Regions from separate parts of the Homo sapiens genome. Here region 1 is linked to region 2. A link is a loop called in an ENCODE intact Hi-C map of the cell type or tissue named here. Cell type or tissue: GM12878. All regions are shown on one strand. Each heading gives the region's core, and the rest is flanking DNA. Links, peaks and the distances in the headings are about the cores only. Region 1 overlaps TOPBP1 (DNA topoisomerase II binding protein 1). Region 2 overlaps BFSP2 (beaded filament structural protein 2).

Region 1 (5,384 bases), core at 124-5,123, 150 kb after region 2:
ACCTGAAGCTCAGAGTATTGTGTGGGACAACTAGGCCACTGCAAATTGCTGGCAAGCCTTGCTCTCTCCTCCCTTGCTGTAGGGTCATCCCAAATGATCTGTTCATTTTGGGAAGGCTCTGTGTTGACATCAGGTACTGTCTGACGAGACTGCCTAAGGAATAGAAGTGACAGTTTAAATAAACAGCAATAACAAATCCAAACTCATTAAATCCATAAGTTAGACCATAAAAGTTGTGGCTCACCTTTATATGCCCACCATCTAGCACACAGTATGCATTAAAAATATTAAATAAATGAACCTAGGGACATTTTTTTTTTTTAAAAAGGTTTAAGGTTTCTTCCAGAAAAGTTATCTGTTTTAGCTAGGAACACATATTTTGACTACATGTCTACAGAACTAAAACTTCAAAGGAGAAATTCAACAGTGTCAAGAAATTTTTTAAAAATACTAAAGTAATTGGTACATTTAAAAATGTGATTTTCCTTAATTATACAGGTTAGGGAAACAGGGTAATGTTTCAAACACTATGGTTACTTTACTTAACAGTAGTTATATTTTTTAATTACTTGAAATTATAAGCACTATGATTACATGGGAGGCTTGCTGTAAAGGCTGCCTTATCAGAAGGGCCTTTTGGCTATTGGTAACCACTTTCCAGAGTCTACGGTGGAACAGCAATATGCTGAATTACAGGGAAGTGCATTTTATGGTGCGATTGTAATGATTCCACGTGACAGTAAATAGAAGTCCTATAATTTTCTTTATATTCACTCATTCATTCATTCTTAGTAAAAATAATTTACCATAAAACTTACACTGTGGAGAAGCAAAAAAAAAAAAAACAAAAAACAAAAAACAAAACAAAACACCAAAACCCATAAAACAATTTACCAAAGGAACCCCCAAATAGTTCCTTTGCTTCAAAAATAAAGAATATAGCCTTTTATTCTCACACTATATTTATTTACTCTGATTTGGTACAGGATTTAGGTTCTCTATAATGATAAAACATGATCTGAAGCATATTAAAAAGCTACTTTACTCAGTACTGAGATAATGAACTGCCTCATGTAATACAGTTAGCGTAAGATAAATGCTAGTTTATCTTATACTTAATTCAATTAGTCAACTGAAAATACAAGTCCCATAATTCTTATCACACAATTATAGATTTTTTTCTTCTATCACGAAAAAGATGAAGTTATGCAACTGAGCTTAAGTCACATCACACTAGAAACTGTAATCACCTTTTCTAGAAGATAAATTTTACAAGGAGAATACAAAATGCATGCAAAATCCCAACAAAAATAACTTTAAGATTTTACATATTGCATTAGAAAAAGACTCTGAAAAAATATATATGTACTTATTGTTTAATACAAATACTATTGAATACTAATACTAAAGAGCAGAGAGAACTGCCTACTGAATCCATTTCAAATGAGGCAAATTAGATCTTAAAATCATTTCTTTCTCAACGGAGGTAATAAAAAGTATCAATCATGCCTCACTGTGAAGCAGGTGCTGCTGTAAGACAAATCTCCATGTCTGCTCCACCTCCGAGTAAGAAATCTAGAACTGCTGGGAGCAAGAAATGGAAGGACAAGCTAGAACGAAAAATCTAGTCAGCAGAGAGCCAAAAGCAATAGATAATACTGGAATATAATATTTACTGTTTGGGCTAAATAAGGCCTAGGCATATAACCCCTTCACTAGTCTTGATATTTAAATTTCAGCTTTTACTGCATATTGGGGAAAAAAAGAAAAAAAAGCTAAATTAGGCCAAGCTCATGGAATTGAGTCAGCAGCAGGTACGTAAATCCTTTCTCTCAAGTCATCTAGTCTTTCTGCCATCAGTGACAGGTACACACCTCAGTGCCTCTAGGACTCTACTTCGTCCACTGCGAGCAGAGCGAGTGCTGTCAGGGGTTGAAGATGCGCTGTTACAACCACTTCTTGAAAGGGAAGTCCTCTGCCCTTGGGGTTTCACTATTGATGTTGCAGACATTATCTCCTGTAACTGCTTCTGAAAGTTCTCTCTCATCTCTAAGGTCTGTGTCAGAACTTGAAACAAACACAAATACACCATTCAAGGTAAGTTCCTCTTTTTTACCATATCTTACATTAACTATTTTGTTTAGACCTGGTTGAACACAAACTTATTGACTTGACATTTACTGAATATTAACTACAGGCTATAGTAATGTACTAAAACTATGAATACTGCAGAACATAAAAAGCAGCCCTTACCACAAGCACTGTATATGAAATAACTAGGAAGCCCTTCAAATACTTTTTTTTTTTTTTTTTTGGTGATAGTCTAGCACTGTCGCCCAGGCTGGACAGTGGTGCGACCTCGGCTCACTGCAACCTCCACCTCCCAGGTTCAAGCAATTCTCCCTGCCTCAGCCTCTCAAGTAGCTGGGATTACAGGTGCCCATCACCATGCCGGGCTAATTTTTGTATTTTTTAGTAGAGACGCGGTTTCGCCACGTTGGCTAGGCTGGTCTTGAACTCCTGACCTCAGGTGATCTGCCCACCTCAGCCTCCCAAAGTGCTAGGATTACAGGCATGAGCCACCGTGCCTGGCCCCCTTCAAAGACATTTCATCAAGACCTGTAGTGATTATCCCTCTGTAAAGCTCCCTGCCTGCTTCTGACTCTCATGGTATGTACTACACTCTGAGATGTCTTATAGTCATTTGTGTATGTGTCTGATTTTTCCCAAAGATTCTTTTAATTTTTTAGAGACAGAGTCTTGCTCTGTGGCCCAGGCTGGACTGCAGTGGTATGGTCATAGCTCATTATAACCTCTAACTCCTGGGCTCAAGTGATCCTCCAGCCTCAGCAACCTGAGTAGCTGGCACTACAGGTGTACATTACCACGCCCAGCTAATTTTTTAAATTTTTTGTAGAGACAAGGTCTCACTATGTTGCCCAGGCTGATCTGGAACCCCTAGCATCAAGCAATCCTCTTGCCTTTGCCTCCCAAAGCTCTGAGATTACAGGTGTGAGCCACCGTGCCCAGACTCCCCAAAGGCTCTTGAAAACACAGACCACAACATACATCCAGCCCTCCACATCCACCGGTTCTGCATGCATGGATTCAACCAAGTATGGATCAGAAATATTTTAAAGACATAAAAATGAAAAATATCACAATTAAAAGTACCAGTAAAAAAAATAAAATATAACTATTTACAAAACATTTACAGTGCATTAGGTATTATAAGTAATCCAGAGATGATTTAAAGTATACAGGAGGATGTGCATTGGTTAAATTCAAATCCTATGTCATTTTATACATAAGGAACTTAAGCATCTGTGGATTTTGGTACCTGAGGTAAGTCCTCGGAACCACTGCCACATGGATACCAAGGGACAAGACAACTGTATTTACCTTTGGTTTTCTTTAAAGCCTAAACTCTGGAGTAAGTATTAAATAAATGCATTTGGAATGAACAGAGTGAGACTAACCAAATAGGTAAGTCATAGGGAAAGCTTTGGTAGGTTAGAATGAGTAAGGAAAACAGAACATATTAAATCTATTAAAAGACATCCATGTATAAGGTTATTCACTGCAGTACTATTTATAAAAGCAAGAAAGTAGAAATAACCTAAATGCCTATTAAGAATGGATGCCTAAACAAAGTGGGACCATTCATAATGAATACAATACAGTTGCCCAAAAAGAAAGAAAAGGGAAGAAAGAAGGAAAGGGAAAGGAAGGGAAGAGGGAAAGGAGAGGAAGGGGGACAGGAAGGAAAGGGAGGGAAGGAAGGAAGAAAAGCAAGAAAGAAAAAGACTAAAGAAGCTCCTAGTTATCTACTGATATAAAACACTACCCAAGGTAACAAAAAGATCAGCGTATGAAATAGCATGTATAGTAGTCCACCATTTATGTTTTTTTTTTTTTTTTTTTTTGAGACAAGAGTTTTGCTCTTCTTGCCCAGGCTGGAGTGCAATGGCATGATCTCGGCTCACCGCAACCTCCGCCTCCCGAGTTCAAGCGATTCTCCTGCCTCAGCCTCCCGAGTAGCTGGAATTACAGGCATGCAACCACCATGCCCGGCTAATTTTTTGTATTTTTAGTAGAGACGGAGTTTCTCTATGTTGGCCAGGCTGATCTCAAACTCCTGACCTTGGGTGATCTGCCTGCCTCAGCCTCCCAAAGTGCTGGGATTACAGACACGAGCCACCATGCCCAGCCTATGTGTTTGTTTGTTTTTTTTTAATGGGGGAAAAACATATTTACGGCTATATATGCATAAAGCAGCTCTAGAAGGATACATAAGGAACTAATAACACTGGGGGGCTGGAGAATAAGGGTGGAAGAAACTCTTCATATGTCTTTTTGTATCTTTAAAACCATGTGGATATGTTAAAATATATTGTACATATAAGAAAACTTTTTGAAAATCACTCAAAAGAACTGGACCAAAGACTAGATTTTTAAAAAATCACCAACTTCACCTACCTTTAATGGAATAGGGCTGTATCACACTAACTCCATAAAAACCTAGTTTCATAAATTTCATAAGCTTTACACTTAAACTACATAAAACTTTGCAAATTATCACTTAATGATCAGCATGGGACCACAAATCAATCCTCTAATATATGCTTTGCTTGTATTTAGTAATTTAAACATATTTTACAGCTGGGTGCAGTGGCTCACAAGGCAGGAGGATCCTTTCAGCCCAGGAGTTTCAGACCAGTGTGGGCAAGATGACAAGACCCCATCTCCACAAAAAATTGAGACCTTGTCTCAAAAAAAATTTTTTTAATTAAAAAATAAAATATTTTACCTCCTTTAGAGTCATTCTTTCCACTTCCATTTGATGGTGCTGACTCTTTATTATTGGTGGCCATATTGTCTACATCATTTTCTTCTAAAATCAAAGGATCTGGCTATTGAAAAAGAAAAATTATAAATTCTCAAACCAAGCCACTGTATAAGGTTTCATAGCAATATATGATTATACCTTTAGCTTAAGAGGGGGTAAATGTATCATCCATATCTCCTACCTCATCATCCTTTGTTGAAGACACAGCTGAGAGTAGTCGACTATTACAGAGCCGGCCATCTTGCACTGCGCTGATATCCAAGCTCATTTTGGGATTATAAGTATGTGGATAAAGAGATTCAGGAAGATGTTTACACTCTTGGGCACACTGCAATACAATGGTGTGCTTTAAGACAGGACTGACAAAATCTTAATGAATAGATGATGTTAAGTAGGATAAGGACAAGCAATACATTATACTGTAATATGGCAAAAAGTTCACAAAACTGGTTTGAAAAGTAGTTTACACTGAAAAATTTGCATCATACAAATGACAGATTGTCCTCATGTTTTAAATGTCATATCCACTGAAGTA
Region 2 (5,384 bases), core at 226-5,225:
CAGAAGGACGTGGCGTCCTACCACGCCCTGCTGGACAGGGAGGAGAGCGGGTAAGCCTCGCTTCCGCGTCAATTATCCAAGAGATGCATATTCATGGCTTTAAAAATAATTATTTTCCAAACACTGTAGAAGTATTTAAGAAGAAATCACCCCAGACTTCCTCTCACATAGGCACCCATTCCCACAGCCTAGCTGTGTCCTTCCTTTCCTATTCACATACAAATAATATATATAATATATTCACATACTAATACATTTTCTATATGTATGCATATTTATGTATGTATATATACACACATACATTCACATACATGTGTATACCTAGGACGTACATAATAGCTGTTAGGAATGTTTCAGTTGCTTGTAATAGAACCTAATTAATGAGGCTATAAACCAGTGCTCCTGAAACTAATGTGCACTCAAAACCCTGCGCATCTTTTTTTTTTTTTTGGATACAGGGTCTCGTCTCGGTATGTTGCCCAGGCTGGTCTCGACTCAAACCCCTGGGCTCAAGTGATCCTCTCACCTAAGCCTCCAGAATAGCTGGGGTTACAGGTGTGAGCCGTGACACCCCAGCTGGGCATCTTTTTTAAATGCAGATTCTGCTTCAGTACGTCTGGGGTGGGGTCTGAGAGTCTTCCTTTCTAACAAGCTCCCAAGTGATGACTATACTGCTGCTCCACAGACTACACTCTGAGTAGCAAAGATGTGTAAATCATTTATTTAAGAGTCCCAGAAACAGGTGATCTAGGCTGCTCAAAGATTTCATTAAGGACTCAAGCTCTTTTCATCTTTCTAACATACCATGACAACATTGGCTTTTTGTCTTTATCTTTGTCACCCCATGGTTACCATATGCCAGCCACAGATCCAAACATCACATCCTCATTCCTGGCCGGAAGTGGGAGAGAAGAGGCAGCAGCAAAAAAAAAAAAAAAAAAAAAGGCTTTTTCTTTTTTTTTATTGATCATTCTTGGGTGTTTCTCGCAGAGGGGGATTTGGCAGGGTCATAGGACAATAGTGGAGGGAAGGTCAGCAGATAAACAAGTGAACAAAGGTCTCTGGTTTTCCTAGGCAGAGGACCCTGCGGCCTTCCGCAGTGTTTGTGTCCCTGGGTACTTGAGATTAGGGAGTGGTGATGACTCTTAACGAGCATGCTGCCTTCAAGCATCTGTTTAACAAAGCACATCTTGCACCGCCCTTAATCCATTTAACCCTGAGTGGACACAGCACATGTTTCAGAGAGCACAGGGTTGGGGGTAAGGTCACAGGTCAACAGGATCCCAAGGCAGAAGAATTTTTCTTAGTACAGAACAAAATGAAAAGTCAAAAGGCTTTTTCTTGAATGATCCTCTCCTTTAATCAGTGAAGGAAAGACATTTTGAGGCTTGCAGTGGACTGTCCCTTATATCTCATTGGCCAGAACCTGCTTATACTGGCCATACCCATCTGCAAGGGAGGCTAAGAAAGCAACTCTTTAGCTTTTCCAGACTCCATAGTGGAGGCAGGCAAGGGGTTGGGACTAGGAGTTGAGTTAGTCTGCCATAATTACACACACACACTTGCACTCACTCTTTTTTTAATAGATAAGGATTCCAGAGGCATATACATCAGCCTTGGGCCTTAGCTTCCTTGCCAACTCTTTCCAGAAACCCAGGCCCTTATTTTGTATCATAGTTCTATGCCTTCTTATTTCCCTCCAAGACTCCTTGTCTGACATATGTTGAATAAGGAATAGAGACAGCTTAGTGATTGTATCATCCAACCCCTCCTGATTCAAGAGAGAACACAAAGACCCAGAATGGAAAAAGATTTGCGCATGATCACACAGGAGGCGGAGACAGCACTGGGATGGGAGCCCAGGTCTCCTGCTCTCTCCAACTGTGTAACCTCTCTTTATTCAGAAGGCGGGAGAGCCTCAAGGAAGCGACCTAACCACGCCCTGCTTTCAAATGGAAAATATGTCATCCAGCTCCTCTCCAACTGTCTTTTATTGAATTGATTTTTGTTGATTATAAAAGCCAGATGTTCCTAACAAAGTATTTTTTTTTCAGATGCCTATGAGCATCTGTATAAACACACAAAGTCAATTTAAACAAACAGCAAGAGCAGTGAGTTAGGCCGAGTTACTTCTTAAGAATCTATGTGCTACGTTCATTTAGTGAGTGCCAAGGCAGACCTGACTCTTGATTATTTTTGTTTATCCTCCAAACCCTGCCAAGACAACCTCATGATCCGTGTTTTAGAGACAGGAAACAAAGCCTCAGAGAGCTTAAGTCATGGCCCAAGGTCTCACAGCAAATAACCATGGAGTAATTATTTAAAACCCAAAACTATCTTGTTCCAAAGGCCAGATTCTTTCATGAGATGGCCCCCTTTCTCGTAATCCTATTGTGATAGAATGACCGATTTTCCTCACCCATTGCTTCTGACTCCTATGTGTTTCCTTTCAGCTGATGGAGAAACTTCCTCTTTTTCATGAAGAAAACACCCTTCCTCAACAGCTGACCCAAGAAGTTGCTTGAGGAGCTTTCTCCTGAGCTCCAGTCCCTGCTGGATTCCCTGGTTAATTCAGCTTGAGCTGAAAAGCTTCCTGGAAGTGGAGAGGATCCTTCTGCTTTAATCTGAGTAGTCTGTAGCTTGAGCAATCTCCCTTGTCCTCCTTCAAATAAATGCTTTGTGCGCAGCGTCCAGTTTGCCCACCTTGTTCAACTCACTATAGGGTCGAGATGGATATCACTTTGTCTGTCTGGCCTTTGCTCACAGAGCTATGCTTGAAGGCTTCTGGAAGGATTCCCTTGAGTGTGACGCCATCTGCCTCCCTAGGGTCACCTGCTCTTGGGTTTGTCAACATAAAAGTGCTGCGGAGGCAAAAGCAGTGCTCATGGCATGCAGGATTGACGCAGTCTGGGACAAAAAACAACACTCTTGCTCGAGAGGGGATTAGTGTGGTGCTTTATCACATGTTTCATAATTACAGGCATCGTGGAGTATTCAGACCTCTTTAATATACTCTGCATGCATATTCATGTGCAGACACACACATTTCACTTGCTATTGGCAGAGCATCTCTCAATCAGTTAAAAGGGAACTTCAATCTAAGCCCAATCTAAACCCATTCAATCTAAGTGGGGGATTAATTACACTGTGGTTGCTCACCCCACTTACAGCCTCAGAATTTTCTTCCAGGGTCCTTTCTCCAGTTCTCTCAGGGCCTAAGCCAGCCAAATATAGTTCATGCATCTGCCACCTACCCAGGCAAGACTCTCTTGCCTTCTGATTAAAATTGAAACCACCACCTGTGTCCTACCACAGGTTCTCAGTGTCTCTAAAACTGAAAGGAAAAAAAAAAAAAAAAAAAGCCCAACTTTAATTTTGTCATTCCTCCCTCAAACTTCTGTTGGTCTACCTATCACACAGAATTACAGACCAAAATATCCAAGCTGAGTCTTTGTGTTTGTGAGCTGCTAATCCAGACAGGGGGATGTATCCAACACTGGTACATTTGAAAACCCCCATACCCGAGGGTCCAAATAACCAAGGCCCACACAAAGAAAAGAACATTTATTTATCCTTAAGGATTGCTTATAAGAGAAGCAAGGTGGCCAGGCGCGGTGGCTCATGCCTGTAATCCCAGCACTTTGGGAGGCCAAGGTGGGCAGATCACAAGGTCAGGAGTTCGAGACCAGCCTGGCGAATATGGTGAAACCCCGTCTCTACTAAAAATACAGACGTTAGCCAGGCTTGGTGGCGGGCGCCTGTAGTCCCAGCTACTCAGGGGGCTGAGGCAGAAGAATCGTTTGAACCCAGGAGGCGGAGGTTGCAGTGAGCCGAGATTGTGCCACTGCACTCCAGCCTGGGCAACAGAGCAAGACTATCACACAAAAAAAATAAATAAATAAAAGGCAAGATATATGGTATCCTGGTTGGAATTGCTACAACTGGTTTTCCTTTTTGGCCTGCAAGAGCAAAGGAATTGTATTAAAGATCACATGAGCAGAACCACTATTTACAATGTGCATAGCCCCTTGACATAGGTCAGTTTGTTGTTTGAGACATGGAAATAGGCAAGACACCCTAAAACTACATTTTAGCAAAGTATCCATCTCCATAGCTGCACACTATGGGGCTGCCCATAATTGAACCGCCTGGGTACAAGAGTCTTGCCAGAAAACAAAGTGGGTGGCTGGCCTTGCTATGTTGGATGCACAAGACACTGACGTCTGTTTCTTTTCTGTCTTTCTTGTTACTATTAATTTTTGGTCCCTCAGGCAAGACCTAAATTCCTAACCTAAATGTAGCTGGAGGCTTCAAAGGTGACAGTCCCCAAAAGGTCAGCCATCAAAAGGAGGTACTTCTATGACCGAATGGCCATGCAGTTTTTAGAACCTGGAAGTCGTTTCAGCCACTGGAAAGACGGGAGAATGTATCTGCGCATCCTCCTGAGTTTCCACCAGACAGCATGCTGTGCAGGGCTGCACACACTTGGTCTCCTCCGCACCATCATCTCAAAGAGCAGCTGCCGTAAATCATTCAGTTAATCACCCTTTGGCAGGGAGAGCCGTGGCAGACTGGTGCTTCCAGTTCCCAGCACAGGCTCTTGCTGTTTCTAATGAGGCTTCATTAACAGGTATGAGAAGGCACTGCTGGCCCCCCAACTCTGCCAGGGCCTCGTTTAAATCAGGCTTCCTCTCACAACATCCCAGTACAATTACGCTTTGGCAGTGGTTCACTGACAGGTGGCAGGGGAGGCTGCTGCTTGTATTGGTGTCAAGGACAGAGCATTTGTTCTGGAGCAGACCAGAGCAGGGCTCCCAATGGACACCTCCTGAAACACAACCGAGCTCTATTTCCACACCAGGCAACTCCACTGGCCTCTGGCCTAGCTTCTGAAGGGCTGTGTGAACTCCCAATGGGATTGCTAGAGCATCCATGGCTTTCAGATTCAACATTCTTTTATATCAAGATCCTTAAATCTTACCTTCATGATCATCTGTAACACTTCTTAGCATGTACTGGTGCCCAGACATTTTGATGCACTTTGGGGATACCAATAAAAAGAAGGCCCAGTTTCTGCCCTCATGGGTTTACAGCCTTGGTGAGTGCAGGTGTGCTCACTGAAGGATCAACAATGCAAAGGATAAGAAAAGCAAAGCAGACAGAGCAGCACATTACAGTTTTCACAACCCCTTCATAGATTCATTTTGTCATCAAAGGTATAAAAATAGACATCTGAGTCTGACCTCACTTGGTTTTCAGCAAGTTGATTTAGCAAGAACCATCAAGCACCATGCCTGTCTCTGATTGTCTCCACACACCCCATAGATATTATTTTATAAACCCTTACATTGTCTTGCTTGTTTTGAGAAAAGGATGGGTTGTTT

Evidence for each region. Hi-C counts contacts between places; a loop is a spot of excess contacts. Peaks named below come from ENCODE experiments on the same cell type or tissue, not always from the same donor. Only the 100,000 strongest peaks of a DNase experiment are listed, where the experiment ranks them.
Region 1: a loop joins it to region 2, with 1.8 times the contacts of the local background. A loop is called at or near these places in 2 of 110 quality-filtered maps.

Annotation. Positions count from the first base shown.
Region 1 is chr3:133,618,281-133,623,664 of GRCh38, forward strand. It overlaps TOPBP1 (DNA topoisomerase II binding protein 1), which reads right to left. Exons shown (of 28, transcript NM_007027.4): 18 at 5,031-5,177; 19 at 4,811-4,913; 20 at 1,875-2,067; 21 at 1-153. Among named protein-coding and RNA genes, the nearest start is that of TOPBP1, 41 kb to the right of the region's middle. RefSeq lists an enhancer at 2,304-2,393. In GM12878, for the core only: no CTCF peak of the experiment used is centred there; a DNase peak (open chromatin) is centred at 2,001; H3K27ac peaks cover 1,204 bases.
Region 2 is chr3:133,472,516-133,477,899 of GRCh38, forward strand. It overlaps BFSP2 (beaded filament structural protein 2), which reads left to right. Exons shown (of 7, transcript NM_003571.4): 6 at 1-50; 7 at 2,454-2,693. The coding sequence ends at 2,457. All of the region lies in intron 1 of BFSP2-AS1 (BFSP2 antisense RNA 1), which reads right to left. Among named protein-coding and RNA genes, the nearest start is that of BFSP2-AS1, 16 kb to the right of the region's middle. RefSeq lists enhancers at 706-1,365, 2,949-3,018, 4,866-4,985. In GM12878, for the core only: a CTCF peak has its summit at 2,821; DNase peaks (open chromatin) are centred at 3,206 and 5,156; H3K4me3 peaks cover 1,877 bases; H3K27ac peaks cover 3,933 bases.